2 separate regions of the Homo sapiens genome follow, and region 1 is linked to region 2. Evidence: read pairs that join two places in POLR2A ChIA-PET (ENCODE). Cell type or tissue: HepG2. All regions are shown on one strand. Links, peaks and the distances in the headings refer to the core of each region. The heading gives the core; the rest is flanking DNA. Region 1 has its middle 6.6 kb from the start of ALB. Region 2 overlaps ANKRD17-DT (ANKRD17 divergent transcript).

What was found. ChIA-PET counts read pairs that join two places held together with the same protein. Peaks named below come from ENCODE experiments on the same cell type or tissue, not always from the same donor. Only the 100,000 strongest peaks of a DNase experiment are listed, where the experiment ranks them.
Region 1: POLR2A ChIA-PET joins it to region 2 with 21 read pairs; 4 of 35 experiments call an interaction of 5 or more read pairs at or near these places.

What each region holds. Positions count from the first base shown.
Region 1 is chr4:73,392,150-73,403,186 of GRCh38, forward strand. No RefSeq gene overlaps it. Among named protein-coding and RNA genes, the nearest start is that of ALB, 6.6 kb to the right of the region's middle. RefSeq lists enhancers at 5,536-5,616, 10,273-10,493 and a promoter at 11,032-11,037. In HepG2, for the core only: no CTCF peak of the experiment used is centred there; a DNase peak (open chromatin) is centred at 5,582; H3K4me3 peaks cover 124 bases.
Region 2 is chr4:73,340,647-73,351,683 of GRCh38, forward strand. It overlaps ANKRD17-DT (ANKRD17 divergent transcript), which reads left to right. Exons shown (of 5, transcript NR_187399.1): 4 at 9,126-9,250. Among named protein-coding and RNA genes, the nearest start is that of ALB, 58 kb to the right of the region's middle. RefSeq lists an enhancer at 2,660-3,161. In HepG2, for the core only: no CTCF peak of the experiment used is centred there; DNase peaks (open chromatin) are centred at 4,895, 5,185, 7,015 and 7,745; H3K4me3 peaks cover 2,761 bases.

The DNA of each region.
Region 1 (11,037 bases), core at 1,458-9,457, 51 kb after region 2:
AGAATATGTACAGTCTATTCAATGTTGAATCCCCAGCACTTAGAATAGAGACTGGCACACGGTAAGTAATCAAAAAAATTTGCTGATGGTTTGGTTAACTGGCCTTTATATTTTAATCTGTAAAACAAAGGGAATGAAACCAATGATCTCTAAGGACTTTTCTAGGCCTAAGATTCTTTTCTATTCTCTTAATACTGGATTGGTTTGAATAATGAGGATAGCAAAATGTCCAAGTTGTACCCATTTTCTAAGACCTAGTTAAGTCACATCTCTAACCACTTGGACCCATAGATCTTTCTTCCTTCCTGCGTGAACAACCATAGAGTCTCTGTGGGTTAGTTCATGGCTAGCCAAATACCTTTGCCTTATTAGTTAAGTGCGCTTGCATGCATATTTGTAATTGCAATTTCACTTGAACACTTTTGAAGTAAGACCCTGTGCTTGTCCCCCCTGCTTTTTCTTATAGCATTAATGATAACACTAGTTAAAATTCACTGAGTGTCAATATGAGGCAGGCAATGTTTATACTTGATGAGCATTAACTAATTTAATTTTTACAGCTACCCCATAAATTAAGATTATTATTTATTCTCAAGAGAGAAAATCAAGGCATAGCATGTTGAAGTACCTTACCCACACAACTAGTAAGAAGTGGAGCTGGTATTCAAACTTGAGAAGTCTAATTCCAAACTAGTGCTCTTAATCAATACACGATAATATTTCATGTGGTACCTAGCTCAGACACTAGAAATATGTGGGAAATAGAACAGACACTAGATATTCATTTGAGTGAGCTCGGTGAATAAATAAGAAATAGATAAAAATGTGCAGCGGTAGTTCTATGAAGTGACTGTATATCTCACCCAGAAAATCTCTAGGTAATTACTGGAAAGACTCTCATTCTCATGAATACCTGGTTTTATTCTGACTGCTGCCTTCACATGGCTTGCATTTTTGTATTTATCATTCCACTTCACTCTGCTTCTGCTTAATCCAGCAGTTTTGTATCTGAGCAACCATCTGTCTTTAAACAAATTCCACAGATGTAATCATCAGTACAGCTAAACCAAAAACAAATTCAAACCTAATCTTCCCAGAAGAGCAGAACTTGGTGTAGGTTAGAAAGACTTTAAGTGTTTTAAAGAGTATTCTTTTTACCTGTTTTCTAGCAGTGATGAAGTAATAAGTAAAAAGAATGTCAGTTAAAATATAAAATAAAGCTTTGTGTGGCTGTTTAAAAAATTGTAGAATAGGCCAGATGCGGTGGCTTACGCCTGTAATCCCAGCACTTTGGAAGGCTAAGGTGTGTGGACCACCTGAGGTCAGGAGTTCAAGACTAGCCTGGCCAACATGGTGAAACCCCCGTCTCTACTAAAAATACAAAAATTAGCGGGGCCTGTCATCCCAGCTGCTCAGGAGGCTGAGGCAGGAGAATCGCTTGAACCTGGGAGGCCGAGGTTGCAGGGAGCCGGAATCACACCATTGCACTCCAGCCTGGGTGACAAGAGCAAGACTCAGTCTCAAGAAAAAAGAAATGGTAGAATAAAGCAATATGAAATAGTAGATTTCATCTTGGATTTATTGTGAGACTCTGAAATTAGAACTAGTCATGGATGTTTCTCATTCCCAACATGGTTGCCAGTGTCTGTTTTCTTCTTCGGCATGTACTGCCCCATGTACTAATGATCTGTTTTGCTGCTGTGGGTTACAGGAAAGGTACAAAGAAGCCCTTATGACACTTAGAAAGCCTATTTAAGATAAGCAAATAATAAAGCACCAGACAAAAAGGGTACACCCTCATCTCAGGTCGCAATTCAATTTCCCTCCTCTCCCAAATTTTCTATTGCCAATAGCAATGAATGTAGCTTTGTCAACATAATAATAGTTTTGAGGGACTATCAGAGAATAGTTGTCCTAATTTTTTGAAAGGCATTATAGGATATATATATCTTGAATGCCTCTTTGCTGTTTTGTTCACTAGCTATTGACCTTGGGCAAGTTACTTAATCTTAGCTACTTTATGTTAACCTCAGTTTCCTCAATTGTAAAATGCAATAATGACAATGCTATTCTAGTAAGAGTACCAGAGAAGCAAATATGCCACTGCTGGTAAAGCGCTGCTGAGAACAGGGACTGGCATGTTTGAAGGCATTTTATAAGTGCTTGTTAAACAAACAGGGCATCCCCTGCTGTCCTCTTTCCCCTCACACACTCAGGGATTCAGTAGAGTTAATATAGTTCTAATACAAAATAAATACACTTAAGATTTTAGTGTTTGCAGCTTTATAATGAATAAATGCAAAATTTCTATTATTGTTATTTTCAACTACTATTGGCAACAAACTCATGGACTTTTACTGTACTTTCATGGATATCAAGGAGTTGATGGACATCAGACTGGAAGTGGCTTATTTGTTCATTTATTTATTCATTTATTCATTCAGTCAACAAATATTTATAGAGCACTTGCTACATGCTGGGAATGTATGTGATTACTTATGTGAATCTTAAATTTGCTAGAGATGGGGATATAGCAATCTTTGTTTTTTCATAATACAATCACTTGGAAATTTTTTACTCACTGAATTTAATTCATAGGTTTAATTACTATCTACTGTCTAGTACTGAACTGAGATTTTGTAAAGAATACAGTGAATAGGGAAAATGTTTACTCTTATAAAATGATTACAATTTAATAAAATCTTATAAATTCAAGAGATGTAACTAAGAATGAAAACAAAGTAATACAGGTCATCAGAAGACAGTGAGAAGAATGTAAGCCTGGGAAAAGAGAAGGTCTGGAGGTGTGCTCTGGAGATGGGAAGATTTAGATAGATACAAAGCAGGGGAAATCATCATGGTGGGAGAAAGCCCAATAAGCAGAGATTTGTGTCTGAAAATGAACATGACCCCCTGGGAAAAAGGAAGATGGCCTCATAGCACCTTGCACATCTTCTCATCTAGTATGGCATTTAATACCTTGTAGGCTTGCAAAAAATGTTACAGGGAGTATAACTGAGTTAATGGGAAAATTTATTCATGAAAGAGAATAACAGATTATATTATGGAGATCATTTCTTCACATATTTGTTCATTTGTCTACTCACCTGTTTAACAGACATTGAACACACATGCGCCAGTCATCTGCTAGCCACTGGGGATACTGCTGTGATGGAGAAAGACAGAGCTTCTGCTTTCAGGGACATTATAAACTAGTGGAATCAGATTACAGAGTATGTTGCTTTTTTTTTTTTTTTTAAATTTGGAGACAGGGTCTTGCTTTGTTGCCAGGCTGGAGTGCAGTGGCATGATTATAGCTCACCGCAGACTTAAACTCCTGGGCTCAAGAAATCTCCCACCTCAGGCTTCTGAGCAGCTGAGACTACAGGTGTGCACCACCACATCTGGGCAATTTATTTATTTATTTATTTTTGTACAGACAGGATCTCACTTTATTGTCCAGGCTAGTATCAATCTCCTGGGCTCAAGCAATCCTCCCAGTTTGGCCTTTCACAGTGTTGGGATTACAGGTCTGAGCCACCTTGTCCAGATGGATTACAGAACATTTTGAATACCAAAGCAAGAAGCTTGGCATTTATTTAAAATGTAATGGGGAACCAATAAAATATCTTAAGGAGAGGAAAGTTTTGGTATTAATCAGAGTAGATAGGGACTAGAAATATGATCATTAATTCAGAGTTTATTGTAATAACTCAGGTGTGATTTGGTGAGAGCCTGAACCAAACTGGCCTCAGTGCCCTGGTGAGTAAGAATAAATGTGAAAATGGGTCAAAACAATTTAACTAACAGATAGATCAAAACTGTTTAGGGACATATTGGATACTTGAAGTTAAAGAGAAGAAATTATTAAAGGCACTCCGAAGCTATCAAATGCTATGGCATGAAAACTTACAGTATCATAAGCCAAATGGGTAAATTTGGGAAAAAAAATTAGATGGGGGTTGTGGAGGGAAATTGGCCAATTGACTAAGAACATACTGACATGCTGAGGTGATGTCAAATGGGTTTCATGAAGAGGAATGGATTTCCAAGTTTTTTTGACAGTGACCTGAGTAAAACACAGATTTTACATGATGACCTGATATACATATGTATAGCAAAACTTTTACAAAATGGTGCTAATCCCACTACAGGCAATTTACCCTGATCAATTCTATTCTATTAATTTTATTTTACTAAACAATACTGGCCATGACATCCTAAATTTATTTCATGACCCTGTTTGAAAGTTGTTCTAAAGATAGTTGAAAATTAGGAACTTTCTATAGTAGGTGTGTTGTAGAAATTTTTGGCAATGAGGCCCTTACGGAAGAAAGGTCAAGGCTAATCCAGATTTTGGGGTTGTGCCATATGGCATTAGGAAATAAGCTTGAGTTCACAGGGTATAGAAATTTTTCCTAGATGATCATGACTACAAACAGAACAGTTTCTAACCCATGAATAAATTAGTTACATATACCCCAGGATGTGGATGACAAAGAATATTAGAAATAGCATGAAATATCATCACTATTTTTTTTACTATAAAATATATGTTTTAGTTTAAAAATAAAGGTAGCTGTGTTAATATTTAACTACACTGGATTTTTCCTAGTGAGTAATGTCCCCAATATCCTCCCCTCCCTATGCTTGTAGATACATTTCATATTTGATGTTTTCCAGGATTATGAACAATTTTAAGGTACAGTAAGAGTGAACAAAAGAACAACCCCTGAATGGACAGATTTGTGGCTGTTAGTTTAATTTGGCTAATCAAGAAGCAACTGCACCAATGTAGTAAGTGGCCATGAGCAAGTTTCTCTACAACAAAAAACATTGCTTCACAGGGTGGTTGAGTCACTGGAAAGATTTTCATATTTAAACTCCTTTAGCATCCCCTTTGTCTACTCACCTAAACCAAATACAAAATAATATCAATGGGAATTAGTACTGGTTTGGGACTTGGATTTGAGTGGGGAGGCCAAAGAAGAGCCAGCCATAACAGCACATTGTAAGTATTGAGTAACATTCTGGGCAATGACTGTGGTGTGGCTGCTGGGCCAATAGGATATATCATTGGGCCATTTAAATAGACCCTGTTTTGACTAGTGGCTAGAATATTTTTAACCTCTTCAGTTGGTCAGGATTGAAGTAAGGCAGCTTCTGCTAGCCTGTTTACCTTCACGGTATACCTTTAACTACACTAATTTCTGGATTGCGTTCTAATGAGAAAAGAAAAATGTAGAGGATGCACGGTATCAAGTGCTCATGGCCATTTACCATATGGCTACAGTTGACTCGATCTGACAAATTAAATTGACAATCAATGAAAGTTTTGAATGACTTCTGTATCTAGTCTGTATCTATCTGTATCTAGGCATGAGCTGGATCTAGTGTTAGATACAGTGAGGATGAACCATGGTTAGTGCTTTCAGGAAACTTATTATCTTGGGGATGTAGGATATAAATTGTAGCATTTCTGTTGTCTGCAACATTAATCTAAAAACCTCAATGACCCAAATAGAAAAGGAAAAAAGCTTTCTGAACAGCCAAACAGAGATTCCAAAGTTCAGGCACCAAAGTTCAGACCCTAACAGTTATTTACAAGGGTCAGTTAACCTTTTGTTCTAGTGGGATAGGATTCCCATGGTGAGATTTGAAGAACTGTGGAACCACTGTTTCAGGTTCTTTTTCCACTTTGCCACCCGTTTGAAATTCCATCCATTAGGAATTAACTGGCATGATGGGAGTCCCTTTTATAATAAAATGCCTCTATTCTAGAAAGGTTAGGTATGGGGGAGGAAATAGAGTGTTGATGAGATTAGGAGCATGAGGTTCAGATAAGGAGAGGTTTTGTGAGATTTTGTAGAATTAGCTTAGTAAGATTTTTAATATTTAAGACCTACCCGAATTTGCCAACAGGTTAAGAAAGGGAAGTTTTGGTATGGGGTTTATGTTAGAAAGGAGGCACATGGAACTTAGAGGCTGGGTAATGGTTGGAAAGGTGGGACCCCTAAAAGATAGATGTTTGAGGTATACAGAAGGCAGTGGAATGGGAGAGAGAAATGATCATTTTCATGCTTAGTTTTGCCTGAAAACCCAGATAATTGCGAACTCGGCTTTTTTTTTTTCTGCTTGCCAGCCTGCATTTCTTTTCTTTCTTAAGGTTCTGCAGGAAGTTTCATTGTCTTTGAAGCTGGGATCTAATTCTTTGCTTTGATATTTTATGAAACATTTAGAAATTACACATCATCATATCCTCCTTACTTTCTTCAGTCCTCTGCCTACTCATTCCATTTCTCCAGGAAAACTGTCTTCACAAGCAAAAATAAACACAGTGAATACAAATTTGAAATTTGAAGTCTGTTGGATTGTATAGGTAGCTAAGGAGGTTAGAGCCCACACAGCTTATTTACACGTGAGATTGTCCTTGGATGTAGAGCTTCTCCTCCACTGCTTCTTTATTATCCCAGGAGTACCTTGTATTCTACATGCATAGTAATTTATAATGTTTCACTATAATTATCTTCTTATTTTCCTGCATCCCTTGTTACATTGTGAGCTCCTTGAAATCAGCTCCTTAAAATAATTATGAAACACTGTCTTATGGGTTGTGCCCTGTCAACAAGAATGCTATTGTTAAATAATTAGCATGTTTGTTGATGCTGGCCAATATTTACTTTTAGGTATCATCACTTCTGATGTGGATTTTTTGTCAATTTTCCACATAACTGCAGATATAAGTTTGGACTCATCAACACAGCCATTTGCTTTCAAGACATTAAATGCTTTAAACACAGCCATTTGCTTTCAATACATTAATAACTGAATAAATAAACAGTATACATTTAAAAATTAAAATTGAATCAAAATAATAATTATCTGTATTTTATCTAGTAACTTAAGTTATTGCTGTTAAATACATAGACTATGTCACTGCTGTAAATCAGAAGCATTTTGGAAAAAGAGTTCCATTGTCAACATCATATGTTACTAAAATTAGTTCTTTGTTTTATTTAAATGCATGTTTTTGTTGCAATATATTATTGTTAACTGAATGATTTTAGCAAACCAAATTTTCAAAGTATTATTCTAACAAAAGAATTTTATTGTTTTCAATATCTATATAATGAAAAACTAATACTGAACAATTCAATGCTTATATACCCAAAAATATTTTACAATTATTTTTGAAAGCATTTATATTATGTAGTTTATTATAATTTGGCTAGAGATGAATTTCTCTCAAAAAAGTGAACATCTGCCAATTATTTATATGATATATTTCTTAAAACTTACACTTTTTTGGATCAAATAATTCATTTATTGATGTCAGCGCACACATACCTTCTTGGAAAACTCCTGAGAATTTCAAGGCTTAAATTCCAAGCTTCAGCTGGGTTACGGGTTGAGAAAGTTTTAGCTAAGAACTGGCACTAAAAGATTACAAAACATCTCGCAAAGCTTAAAGCTATAGAAGACATCAAGAAGAAAAAATACCTTTTAATAAAAACATTCTAAACTCTATCCACTAAAATTTCAACATGAGACTATTTTAGCTATACAATCTTAGTTGTTTTATAGAAGATTGATAAAGTTCAATTTTATAACTTTAAACTTAAGTAACAAGTTTCTTGAATTTCATGTTTAAAATATAGAATATGAATAGATTCAAAGTGCATTCATTTCTGTTTAATTTCCATCTGTGGCTATCCTTATGAGACAGGATTAGTATTAATTTCAATTTATATGTTTATAGATTCTATTAGTTGTTAATTTATTAAGAATGGATAAACATGGATTGCAGACATTAACTATATTTTTCTTGCACTTGAAAAACTTGATAAAAAAATATGAGAAAGTCTCATTAATATAGTTTAAATAAGTTTAAATGAACTTTTTATTCTTTAAAAATATTAAGCTGAACTAGCTAGAGCGTAATACTTGAGGAGCAATTGTGAGGCTTAGGAATGAACAAGCTCTCAAACTTGAATCCTAATTGCCTAACTTGATATATTCTTTCCTACCACTCAGGTCCTTTTCTCATTTGATAAGGCTGTCACATTGAAAACATGGAATTGCAGAATGTTCAAGGTAGAAGGATCGTTAAAGATAATTTAGTCCAACTTGACCCATATGGCATAGAGATATATGCAGATCTGCATGTCCAGTTCTGCAGCTAGAAACTGACACTGAGCTGAATTAAACCACACGGAGAAGAACTGAGAAATTTAAAGTAAAAGGTTAGGAAATTCGAATGTATATATATTCCAGAGGCCCAGTGTAACATGAAGAAAGTCAAGGAGAGGGACTCTTTCATCATGGAAGATCTGGGGGCAGAGGGACTTAAAAGGTGGGACAAGCCAAAGATGGTGACCTAGGGTGGTTTTTATGATATAACCTTTTTTCTCCTCATTCCCTATGAAATCTTCAGCCAATTCCATATTTCTCACTAATTCAAGTGAATATCTGGGGGGATGGCTTATGGAGGGAAATAAGGGAGCAATTGTTTGGATTATATTCCAATTTTTTATTTGCATTAGAATACCTATATGTTTATACATTTTTATTTGCATTAGAAATACTTATATAAGTTTATACACTTTCATTCTAACTTTTTTTGAGGGAAATGTATCTCCATAAGTGAATAAGAAGTTAAATTACTGATTATGTTTCAATTGGTTAGTTTGATGCTTAACAGTCTTTCACTTTTCCACTCTTGCATATTTTGTAGAGAGTAATACAAGCTCTTCATGATAGGAAGGATCTGCATATGTTTATTTTATAGTAGAAAAATGGTAAGATTTTCCTGTCCCCAATTTTCTCTCCAAACAAATCCAAATTTCTTGTATTTTGGAATGACTCTGGGTAAAGTGGTTGTTTATAGAAAGTCTCTTATAAAATATTGAGGATATTATTAGATATTATTACATTTCCATGAATATGTTTCCCTTTATCTTTAAGAGAAGAAGAGTCAGAAATATAACCTATCAGAGTGGGAGATGGCATAAAAGCTGGACTAAATGGATTGCTAGATGGAGGGCAAACCTGGTGTGAATGACTCAGTGAGAAGCTTCGGGAGTCCTGAGGGTAGCAGAAGGGTGCGGATTTAAAGTTACTGTTAGAGTGGCTGGAAAATGGGAGACCGGTTCAGAGACATTTTATCTACTTAAAAACTGTGCCTTTTGTATCACGTCAAAGTGAATGCAAAACAAAGAACAAAAGGGTTAAAGGCTCAGGTTTAAATCCCAGGTATATGTACATTTCAATTGAGGTATTTTTTTTTTCTTTTCTAAATGATCAGTACACTTATTCTTTCTAAAGAAAATACTTTTCTTAACTACTCTCTATTTTTAAACTTCTCCCACAAAGATGAGAAAACATTTAAAAATCATTGGGGCTATTTTTCTGTTTACCGAGTAAAGAGAATCTCTAAACCATATTTATAACTCTTACTCTAAATATTTGCATTTACCCTCATGCCAGAGCCCGTTGATGACTGACTAAACAGAGTTTCAAAGTTTGAAGAACAGGAAATTTAGAAATGACTAACAATTATGTAGGTTTATTTCTCTCAGTATAGAATGTTCATATAGAATTAATGCCAGAGGTTTTCAGAGAAAAATGCAGAAATTTTTACTTTGCAAATCCAGAAGATGCAATTGTTCAAGTATTTCTTAAGAAACATTAATTTTAAGTATGCAGATATCATTGAGAATTAAATATTTTAATTTCTAAACTATTAATCTTTTAGTAGGATGCACATATGCAAAATGCCTCATTAGTACTGTAAGAAAAGATTCTTGGCCGGGCGCGGTGGCTCATGACTGTAATCCCAGCACTTTGGGAGGCCGAGGTGGGCGGATGACGAGGTCAGGAGATCGAGACCACCCTGGCACACGGTGAAACCCCGTCTCTACTAAAGATACAAAAAATTAGCCGGGCGTGATGGCGGGCGCCTGTAGTCCCAGCTACTCGGGAGGCTGAGGCAGAAGAATGGCGTGAACTCGGGAGGCGGAGCTTGCAAGTGAGCCGAGATAGTGCCACTGCACTCCAGTCTGGGCGAAAGAGCGAGACTCCATCTCAAAAAAAAAAAAAAAAAAAGAAAAGATTCTTTTAGGTTTCATCAATTTTGTTTTAAAGCTAGGGCTCTTCATTAGATATAGGAAAATCAATTCAAAGTTTCTATTCAGTCATGATGAATTTGAGATTTTTTTAGGTTTCTTTGTATTTAACAATATATTACATTATAATGTTGTGGTGAAAACTAAATGGACTAATATTATTCTTTTCATTTGTTAAATGAAAAAGTATGCACAAAGTATATGTGAGAGTGACAAAGGCCTGAATTTGTCAATTAGTAACAATTGTATTCAACAGTAAGGATTTTATGTTTGGGTAGGCCTTTCCCAGGGACTTCTACAAGGAAAAAGCTAGAGTTGGTTACTGACTTCTAATAAATAATGCCTACAATTTCTAGGAAGTTAAAAGTTGACATAATTTATCCAAGAAAGAATTATTTTCTTAACTTAGAATAGTTTCTTTTTTCTTTTCAGATGTAGGTTTTTCTGGCTTTAGAAAAAATGCTTGTTTTTCTTCAATGGAAAATAGGCACACTTGTTTTATGTCTGTTCATCTGTAGTCAGAAAGACAAGTCTGGTATTTCCTTTCAGGACTCCCTTGAGTCATTAAAAAAAATCTTCCTATCTATCTATGTATCTATCATCCATCTAGCTTTGATTTTTTCCTCTTCTGTGCTTTATTAGTTAATTAGTACCCATTTCTGAAGAAGAAATAACATAAGATTATAGAAAATAATTTCTTTCATTGTAAGACTGAATAGAAAAAATTTTCTTTCATTATAAGACTGAGTAGAAAAAATAATACTTTGTTAGTCTCTGTGCCTCTATGTGCCATGAGGAAATTTGACTACTGGTTTTGACTGACTGAGTTATTTAATTAAGTAAAATAACTGGCTTAGTACTAATTATTGTTCTGTAGTATCAGAGAAAGTTGTTCTTCCTACTGGTTGAGCTC
Region 2 (11,037 bases), core at 1,744-9,743:
GCTATGGTTAGAGACAATAAAGCATAATGGTTTTGGTCACAAGTGCTGAGTCCAAGAGACCTGGATTTGAAATGACTGTACCACTTACTAGATGTATGAACTTCTATAATCCTCCCTCAGCTTCAGTTTCCCATCTTGAAATGGGAACAATAATACATTAATGGACTTTTCAATTTGTATTGCATGTTCATCATGTGTGTTCAGTGGTGTTTTTAGTGGTGGTATATTGGCTTCTGCTCTAAGAAAATACTAATAAACTTCTACTTATTTGGAGCTTATTTTGCAATAAATATGAGAAAGAAATAAAGCCAGAACAATAGAAAAGTAAGGCAAAACTGCCTGTGGAGTGGTGTAATGAGGAGGAGGCAGAAAGAATCTATGCATGTTCCTTCTCCAGGAATTTAAGAAAACTTCTTTCTACAGTAATTCTTTTAAAATAGTTTAAATAGTTGATCTGCTTGCAAAGGCTTGCAGACATCAAGGAATGTACTTTCTAAGAACTCCTTGGAATCCTTTTAAAAAACTTACTGACTGTGGGATTCTATAAGACAGAACAGGGTAAGTTTACATTTAACTGACTTTTAGCTCCTAGAGCATAATTTGAGTTGTATTAAAAACATTTTTTAAAGCATAAATCTGTTAAAAACAATAGTAAATAGCAAGAGTTCAGAGGACATAAGCTAAGCATTTTCCAGCATGTAGTAACCAATATACTAATGTTAGGCATTGGCACTATTACTGTATTGAAAAAAGGGCTTGGGCTCCATTTTTTTTATATTTGGAAAAATATTTGTTAACAATTTTCTATTCTATGCTACTCCTGGGAGGAAGCTTCAAAGGCCTCAGCCACAAGTAGCTCTAGCTCAAGCAAAAACAAAGCATGTTGAGAATTGTGAACAATCAGTGATGCAACACAAGGTGGTGCTCTTGTCCCAGTGAGTGCTGTAGAGCCTTGTTAGGGCATTAGGCAAAGGATGTACAACTCCAAAAGATTTGGTTGGTATAAACGCCAATGGGGATCTGCCGGACAGACTGAACAGCTGACTGGGGGGCACAAAGCCAAAGGTGACTTTTCTTAGAATGTAGACTGGTATAATAATGCAGGGGTGCAAAAAGCAGCGTAGCAAAAACCTAAGAAAGATAAGAACGAGTGTCTGTGCTTTACAGTATATTTATTACTTGCCCTTATTATTCATTTTAGTCTTAATAACAATCATCTTTACACTGCTTTGCCATACACTTGCCTAAAACAAATGTTAGATAATGATATTTCTATGTAGAAATAATGGCTTCCCATGGTCTTCATGATAAAATCCTGCTTTGTCTCCTGGCAACTTTCACCCCTTCTTCAGGACTGAAATGTCTGAAGTTCCTGAAATGCATCCTTCTCTCTTGTCTCTGTGATTTTGCACAAGTTGGTGTTCTACCTGGAACTTTCTTTCTCCTTTCATCTTCTTGGACAATTCCTGTTCCTTCTTTCTGGGTTAACACAGCTATCACCCCCTCCTAGGCCTTCCTTAATTACCTCCACGTAACAGGAATGTGCGCATTGAAGCTATTAATAGTATATGTGAAGTACTTAATAGATGTATTCACTTAACAAATGGTATCTACTGTTTTCATACAAGTCCAATAGTTTTAGTCTATGTACATATCAATCATTTTTATGTATTTATTTATGGGTATTTACTATTTTCTAGATCTTTTGGTCACTTATGTCTTTATTAATAACCAGACTGTCACTTCATATTCTCAGTGTAAAATCTTCCTTTTTATACAGATGATATTTTATGTTTTGTTTACAGTATGCTTCCTGATTAGTTAGTTGAATAAGTAGTTTCTCAGTCCTCATGTACAAGGTGCTGTTCTAAACACTGAAAGTATAGGACATAAAAATGGATAGCATAATGGAGACACCTATTGTCTAGTGATTCTTAATATTTATTGTTCTTTAGAATTTTAAGATTAAATTGCATCGTTGCTTTGGAGAGAAAACTGATAATGTTTTTCCTGGTTTACAGCTTTTTTTCTGCTATGAAACAGCTTGTTTTATGCTATTTTCTAACTATAGTTTATATTATTGATTTTAAAAAGCATTAATGCTTGCCCATAGTAAAACTGTTAGCACATTTCTGCTAATTAACACTGCCTTAAAGGATCCTATTGATATTCATCATTATATCTTTGGATTAAAAAAACACTAGAGGATACTAAGGTCAACCATAAAATTTGTCCCCTTTTCAAGATCTTATTCAGAATTGTGAATGAAGGCCTTTTAATAGTCAGGGTTCTGGCAAGAATCCGAGGGCCCATTCGAACCAGGTAATTTGAGAAGAGGACTTTTTTACAAACCTGCAGGCAGAGTTTAGAAAACCCAACTATGCCAGATCTAGCAAGATGGAGAGACAGTATTATTTCTTTTCTTTTCGTTTCTTTTCTTTTCTTTTTTGTTTTCTTTTCTTTTTTTTTTTTTTTTTTTTTTTTTGAGAAGAAGTCTCACTCTGTCACTCAGGCTGGAGGGCAGTTGTTCGATATCGGCTCACTGCAACCTCCGCCTCCCGGGGTCAAACAATTCTCCTGCCTCAGCCTCCCAAGTAGCTGGGATTACAGGCATGTGCCACCATGCCTGGCTAATTTTTGTACTTTTAGTATAGATGAGGTTTCACCATGCTGGCCAGGCTGGTTTCGAACTCCTGACCTAGTGATCTGTCTGCCTCGGTCTCCCAAAGTACTGGGATTACAGGTGTAAGCCACTGCACCCAGCCTGAGAGACCGTATTATTTCTAGGCCTGAAGAAGCAAGGGGAGAGAGCAGATACTGTAACACAGAGTGGGTGGCTGTTTGGAGATAACTGCCCAACCAGAGCTGAAGCTTCCCAAAGAGAGACCAAATGATTCACAATGACCCAGCAGGCAGGGAGCAAGGAAATTAACAGTCTTACCTCATTCTCCTATCAACCCCAATCTGCCACCAGGCTTCCCACTGACAGAACCTCATGGAACCTAGAGGGCAAGGGATTCAGTAGACACGGTCCATGCAGGTCAGTTTCCTGTAGCACAGACCAGGGTGGAGAAGGGTGTGGTGTGGATCTGGCGAAGTGAATGAAAGAAACTCAGCACAGGCCTTACGTTGTTCATAAAGTGGAAGACTCGGCTATTGATTTTTTTTAATTAAAAGAAATATGAATTTATCCCTACACATATTTGTCATGTCTACAGATCAATGCCTTTTTCATGAAAAGTATCCTTTCTTCCTATTTTTTTCTTTAATTTATTCAATTAATATTTATTGAATCCTTCTTTGAGCAGGTGCTGAAGATACAGAGATAAAGACACCATCAGATGGGGATAAGAGAAATAATCAAACCATCACCTTATGGCCTACTGTAAGCGTGGTGAATTAGGGGGAAGTGCAGGGGACAATGGGAGCTCACAGATGAGGTAGCTACTTCACCTTATAGATTGTCTGAAAGGCTTCCTGGAGGAGGTGATTTGGGCATAATCCTTGCTCAGCTTAATTGTTTGGTCTCTATTCCCATGTTGAATGTATTTTATTACCATTAGGAATGCAAATTTTGAGGCACATCTCTGAATCTTGTCTTTAAACAAACTACCAAATGTGGATCACCTTATGAAACAGTATGTACATTTTTATGGTATTGAAACATATTGCCACATTGCCTTCAGAAAGGTTGTATACTATTAATATTACCATAAACAGTGTATGAGGGCACGTTTGGCACACACTTGCACTATCACTATGCATTATGTATTTTGAATATTTTCCAATTTTGTTTGCTCCTTTCTGTTAGCTGGCTGTTTGTGTCAGCTTCACCCTAGCAATGGCTTTTTATGTTGAAGAAGCATTTGGTTCCAATTTCCATTTTCTTTATATATTCCCAGAACTAGCCTTATTTTGCCATCCCAGAAATACCTGCAGCTATGGTAGTGTTCTGTCCTCCAATGTTTAAGTTCCGACTTCTTTCACGATTCATTATACTAATCCATTTTGTTTATGTTGGAAGTTTTCTTTATTATATGTTCCAATAATCCCACATTTCTACTTTGTCTCTATTCCATTTTCCACTGGGAGTCAGAGTATTCATAAGAGATAAATTATCTGCCATTCCTTGAGGCAGAAACCCTCAGTATTCTTTCTTCATTTCTGTTGTAGCTCTACTTCTCTATTCCTTTTATTCAGTTCAATTTTTTTTGTGGCTTCTCTTTTTTTCTTGATCAATTGTGCCAGAAGTTTTCAAATTTTATTAATATTTTTAAAGATTTATTTTATTTGTTTAATGAATTTCTCTGTTGCCTCTTTTTTTTCCCAGTTTATCTACTGCTGCTGTTATCCATATTATTTCTTTCTAAAATATATTGGTCTTCCTCCTGCTTTATAATCTTCTTCTGCAGCTGTCTTTGGCAGATTTTAACAGGAATTAACTGACAAAGGGGAAACGCAATTCTCAAAGTTTCTGTCCCAACTTTACAAAATAAAGAAAAGAAGGATGGGTTTAGATCAGAGAGACAGTAACTTAAGAACTAACCAATATGATCCAAATGATATATTCTTGGAATTTAGCTTTTATTTTCCAAGGGAAAAATATTAAATTAATTTTTTCTTTCTTTCTTCCTGTTCTTGTTCATTTTGTTCTTGCTGTTTTTCTCTTCCCCTTCTTTTTCCTCCTTCTCCCACTTCTTCAGTTATAGCTCTGAACACAGATAAAATAATGGTTATCTATAGAAGAATGAAGAAGCTATGGTATCCATGTCTTTGTCAGCATGTACTGCATTCTTGAAACACTGAATTTCTTGTAACATTTAATGAACTGCTCTTGCAATAACAGGATGTTGAGTGTTGAGAGATAAGTGATTAAGTTAGATCTGGATTTGAGTCCCGGCTTATTTATTAACTAAGCCTATGGCCTTGGATAAGTTACCTAACCTCTCCAACGCTCAGTTTTCTTTTTTGCCCTGAGGGTAAAATAAAATAATACGTGTGAAACCTAGTGCCTGGCACAAGATAAGTGCTCAGTAAATGCTAGCTGTTTATTATAATTTTCCATATTAAACCACTGTGGAATACTTTTTCTGTCATATAAAACATTGTTGAAATGCCTGCCATATATTAGTGCCCTGAAGTCCAAAGGTAGAGGAACCGAGTGTTTAAAAATTACTGTGGCTGTGGAGTCAACATGATGTAAAAAAACAAACATTTGGATAACACCAAGAAGCCAGATATGGTTGAAATGTTGACTGGTTGACAAAAATAATTTGGGTTGCTTAATGGTGCACAAAGGTAATGCAAAACACACTCTCTAGATATATAATATCTTCACCTTTAATTTCTTTCTAAAGTACCTAAGAATTGGAATTTTTTTCCTCAATAGTAACTGTGTGGGTTATACTCAGTTTGAGACATTTCTGATTCCTACAAGTAGAAGAAAAAAATTTTTTACAGTGATATTTTCTCTTTTATAGAAATTGTATTACTTATAAATTTCTTGCCTTATAAGTTATACACCATTTAAAACGCATTCGATGTTTAAATAATTGTCTGCAAGAAGCAGCAGCAATTCTGCAGGACTTTTGGCCCGTATTTAAACTGGATAGCTTTCTATGCACAAGCCTCTGTACTAAGTGGTAGTCAAAGATCTGTATAGTTAGCTCAATTCAGTTCCACGAACATAAATTGGGATCTTACAACAGGCTAACAGAACGGGCATCCATGAACAAAAGGCTGCATGTTTATGTATGAATAGAAAAAGATAGCAGACCATATCAACTTAAGCCACTGTTAATGATATTGTCTTAGTAAAAGAATGACAGCAATATGCTAGATGCCTGTTAAGCCTCCAAAAACACATTCTCAATCTGATTACAATAGCAACACTTTTTGTAAGACTTTAAGTAATACTTTAAAAAAAACTGTGGGCTAGGCGTGGTGGCTCACGCCTGTAATCCCAGCACTTCGGGAGGCCGAGGCGGGCGGATCACCTGAGGTCAGGAGTTTGAGACCTGCCTGACCAATATGGCGAAACCCTGTCTCTACTAAAACTACAAAACATTAGCTGGGAGTGGTGGTGCGTGCCTGTAATCCCAGCTACTTGGGAGGCTGAGGCAGGGGAATCACTTGAACCCGGGAGGCGGAGGTTGCAGTGAGCCAAGATCGTGCCATTGCACTACAGCCTGGGCAACAAGAGTGAAACCCCCTCTCAAAACAAAACAAAACAAAACAAAACAAAAACAAACAAAAAAGAACAACAAAAAACCTGTGGCATTATTATTACTGTTTTACAAAAGATTAGTTATTTGAATACATGAATTTTAGAAAATTCGCTTGCAGATCCTTAGAAGGGGTAGATATTATCTGGACAAGCCTATTGCACTGCACAATTTCCTAATAGATAATTAGTATATACATTTTATGGTTAATTAAAGCTAATATTTCTGAATAACTCTGAGCCTTTCTTTTGAATAGTCTGTGGTATTTTTCAACTTATTTTCTTCTTTTTATTACTTTCTTTTTGAACTTGCTGCTTTTCTCTCCAATTCTAATTTCCATTAAACTTGTGCAACTGAATTAGGTCATTTTAATATTGCTGCTAATAAGACACTTTTCAAATTAACATTCTAGTTCTCTTTGGATGGTTAGCTACTGATTCAAAACCAATAATGTTAAAATAACATTAATTAATGCAGTCCTTAACTTTGCCTAACAGCAATGTGATGTGAGAGAGAAACATGCTCTCCAGGTTTTGCATCTGACAACAGGCTCAGATAGGTTAAGAAACTGTTCAAATTGCAGAGCAATTTAGAGCAGAAGAGAGATTAGAATTCAAGTTCTCTTATTCCCTACTATGTTTGTATACCCAACATTATTTTGTCATCATTTAAATAGTGTTACAGAGCATTCCCACATACTCCAGAGAGGAACAAAGATTTACATATTCCAAAGTGTTAGGTCTCTCTGTCAAAATGTATTTGCATCATTTGTCTTTTGAAGTCCTTCATAAAATGTGTTTAGCAGAAACATTTCTTTAACTTTGTTGTAAAAAGCCATCTGGAACTCTTGGTATACAGTTGTGTAACTGAGTAAACATTGGAAATAATTTGTAATTTGAGACCACCAGATGGAAGAAAAAGATCAGAAAATTACATTAAGAAAATCTATAGGATCTATTTTTGTCTGTTTTAAAAACACTATTTCTCTAGAGGATTGCTATAGCTACATTATAGACTATCTGGTAACTTCAAGGGGGAAAATTGTTGGTTCAGTTTTACAGATGTTATCACATTACAATGTTTTTTCTTCTAGTTTATACCCACACCCCATTATATCTATTTTTTAAAAATATAATTATATATACAGTGAATATATTCTGATTCTTTACTATGATAACGTAAGCACTATATTTTCAACTAGAAAATTCAAAAGAAAAAGTTAAATTTTGAAATACTTTTAAAAATAATAAAAATGTGAGTCAATTATAAATCTGTCACTAAATAAGGACAGTTTTAACTGTGAAAGACTTTTCAGTTGTTGAACTAAAGAAAGAAAATAATTATAAGATAATATTTACTTTTCCAAATGAAAAAAGCATTTTTTTAATGCAAAGCATTTAACTATGAAAACCATGAATCTTTAAATTTTATCTATGTATATATTTTAAAGACAGGGTCTCACTCTGTCACCTAGGCTGGAATGCAGTGGCTGTTCATAGTTCACTGAAGCTCCAACTTCTGGGCTTAAGCAATCCTCTTGCCTCAAACTCCCAAGTAGCTGGGACCTACAGAATAGGACAAAATATTCACAAACTATGCATCCAACAAAGGGTCTAATATCCAGAATCTAGAAGGAACTTAATTCAACAAGCAAAAGAAGACATGAACAGACACTTCTCAAAAGAAGACATGGAAGTGTCCAACAAATGTATGAAAAAATGCTCAACATCACTAATCACCAGAGACATGCAAATCAAAAAACCACAATGAAATACCATCTCACACCAGTCAAAATAGCTATTACTAAGAAGTCAAAAAATAACAGATGCTGGTGAGACTGCAGAGAAAAGGGAATGTTTATACACTGTTGGTGGGAATGTCAATCAGTTCAGCCACTGTGGAAAACAATTTGGAGATTTCTGATAGGACTAGAAATTGAACTACCATTTGACCCAGCAATCTCATGACTGGGTATATTCTCAAAGAAAAGCAAATTATTCTACCAAAAAGACACATGTATTCATATGTTCATCACAGCACTATTTACAATAGCAAAGAGATAGAGTCAACCTAGGTGTCCATCAATGGTGGACTGGATAAAGAAAATGTACATACATATACACCATAGAATACTGTGCAGACATGGAAAAGGACAAAATTATGTCCTTTGCAGAAACATGGATACAGCTGGAGGCCACTATCCTAAGTGAATTATTGTAGGAGCAGGAAACTGAATAGTATATACTCTCACTTATAAGTAGGAGCTAAACACTGGGTACTCATGGACATAAAGATGGCAACAATAGACACTGGAGACTACTAGAGGGGGGAATAAGAGAAAAGAGCAAGGGTCTGAAAAACTACCTATGGGTACCATGCTCACAAGCTGGGTCATGGGATTAATCATACTCTAAACCTCAGCGTTATGCAATATACTCATGTAACAAAACTGCACATGTGCCCCCGAATCTAAAATAAAAGTGGAAATTATTTTTAAAAAAAGTCCAGCAGAAAAAGGTGAGTTATAGATGAAACAATTATATGCATCTGTATGATGCATATTTAAAAATTTTTCTTTACTATTGTGTAGTTTTGCAAATTTTAAATAAAAAGTAAAAAAAAAAAAAAAATACAGTGGTGCCACTCCCAACTACCAAAAAGGATTTCTTATAATAATCTTGAAATCTAGTCTTAGTGGAGAAAGAAAAAGAATTTCCAATTGTGTAGCTCCCATTAACATACCAAGAACCAGGTCTGGGAACTTAGGTTGTTGCATTTTTTCCCAGCTTTGAAATGGTACTGCCTCTAAGGATGATGGCTAGGCCATGAAGTTTGCTATTCTAGGGGAAAAGAGGGATTGGAAGAAAGAAGAAAGCCTGAATCTGTCTGTTCTGTCCCCAGGAGAATGATAAGGGGAGAGAGTAAGAAAGCAATGAGATACACATGTCTTGACTGCTTCTCTTCATGCTGAAATCCTGGGGGAAAGAAGTGCTAAATCAGTTGAGGACATGGGAACATTTATTCTGGTGAGTGGATGTTGAGGGCAGAGGGGTGTTTGCCCCATTCCTTTGGTGTGCTGAGTGTTAACCACTTTGCAGGGAGAGCTGTATGGGGCAGCCCCGACAGAATAAATAGGTGGAACAATGTGAATGTGCAGAGACAGGGTGTCTTTCACACTCCTGAACATTCTTCTCCAAAATCTGTGACAGACAGTAAATTGTCTGACATGGGTCCTTACCAACCACGCTTCAGGAGCAGTACACATCTGAAGACAAGCACTAGTGTATACCTGCCACTTTCCACAGTGCCATGAGAGCACATGAGCCCTCGCCATCCATGTAGCTTCATGCCACTCAGCAAAAGTTTCTAAAGGTGGGAGTGACTTGAAAGTAGACATTTAAACAAAATAAAACAAAAAAGACTGAATTTTCGCACTCTTTTGAGAGTCTGAGAGAGAAAGATACCATAATTCAAAAATTAAAATTTTATCCCTTTTCCTGCTACTCAGTGGGGAGAGAATGTGTGACCAGTTATGGTAAACAAAAAGCTAAACTTTTATCATGCATCTGACAGTGGCGAGAATAAATTTTTAATGCCACCAAAGTAATATTCTGTCTTAATGCATTTGTGTTGCTGTAAAAGAAAACCTGAGGCTGGGTGATTTATAAAGCAAAAAGGTTTATTTGGTTCACGACTCTGCTGGCTGTAAGATTGGGCATCTGGTGAAAACCTCAGGCTGCTACCATTCATGGCAGAAGGTGAAGGGGAGAGATCACATGGTGAGAGAGAAAGCAAGGGGTGGGGAGGTGCCAAGCTGTTTTAAACAACCGACTCTTGGGAACTAACAGAGGAAGAACTTACTCATTACTTCAAGAATGGCATCAAGGCATTCATAAGTGATCTACCCTCCTGACCCAAAACATCTCTCATCAGGCCTCACCTCCAACACAGGAGACCACATTTCAACAAAAGTTTTGGGGGAGAAAACATCGAACTGTAGCATATACATACTCGGCAATTATTCCAAATAATACAAAATGATTTACCAAATAGGTAAGCCATTCTCTAATCCAGACCTCTGGGAGTTCATTCTAACTTCCCAGAAATTCTTATTCTTCCAAAATTGTTTATGTTCAAGTATATTTATGTGTGAGAGAGACTGTTACTTACCCACCAATCACCATTCTCCATTCTTCCTTTAAGCATCGACTCCCTAGTTTTATCTAGGCACATCTAGTGAATGATTGCATTTCTAGGCTCCCTTGGATCTAGGTTTGGCTATGAGACTGTTCTACTCAATGGGATGAGTAAAAATAATGCGTGCCTCTTCTGGGTTATTTCTTTAAAAGGAAAGGCCCTGGCTGGGCGCGGTGGCTCACACCTGTAATCTCAGCACTTCGGGAGGCCAAGGAGGGCGGATCATGAGGTCAAGATCAAGATCATCCTGGCCAACGTGGTGAAACCCCATCTCTACAAAAAATACAAAAATTAGCTGGGCGTGGTGGTGCGTGCCTGTAGTCCCAGCCACTCAGGAGGCTGAGGCAGGAGAATACTTTGAACCTGGGAAGTGGAGGTTGCAGTGAGCCGAGATTGCGCCACTGCACTCCAGCCTGGGTGACAGAACCAGACTCTGTCTCAAAAAAACACAACAAGGAACGGGCCTATTTTTTTTTCCCCTAGAATTTTCCCCTCTTTTCACTAGCTAGCGGGTGGAGAGAGCGGAACAGCTATTTTGAATCTAGAGATAGGTATTATCATGTCAAGGATAGCTGCCCTATCAGTCTCAGACTGCTTGTATCTGGATGTAACATTA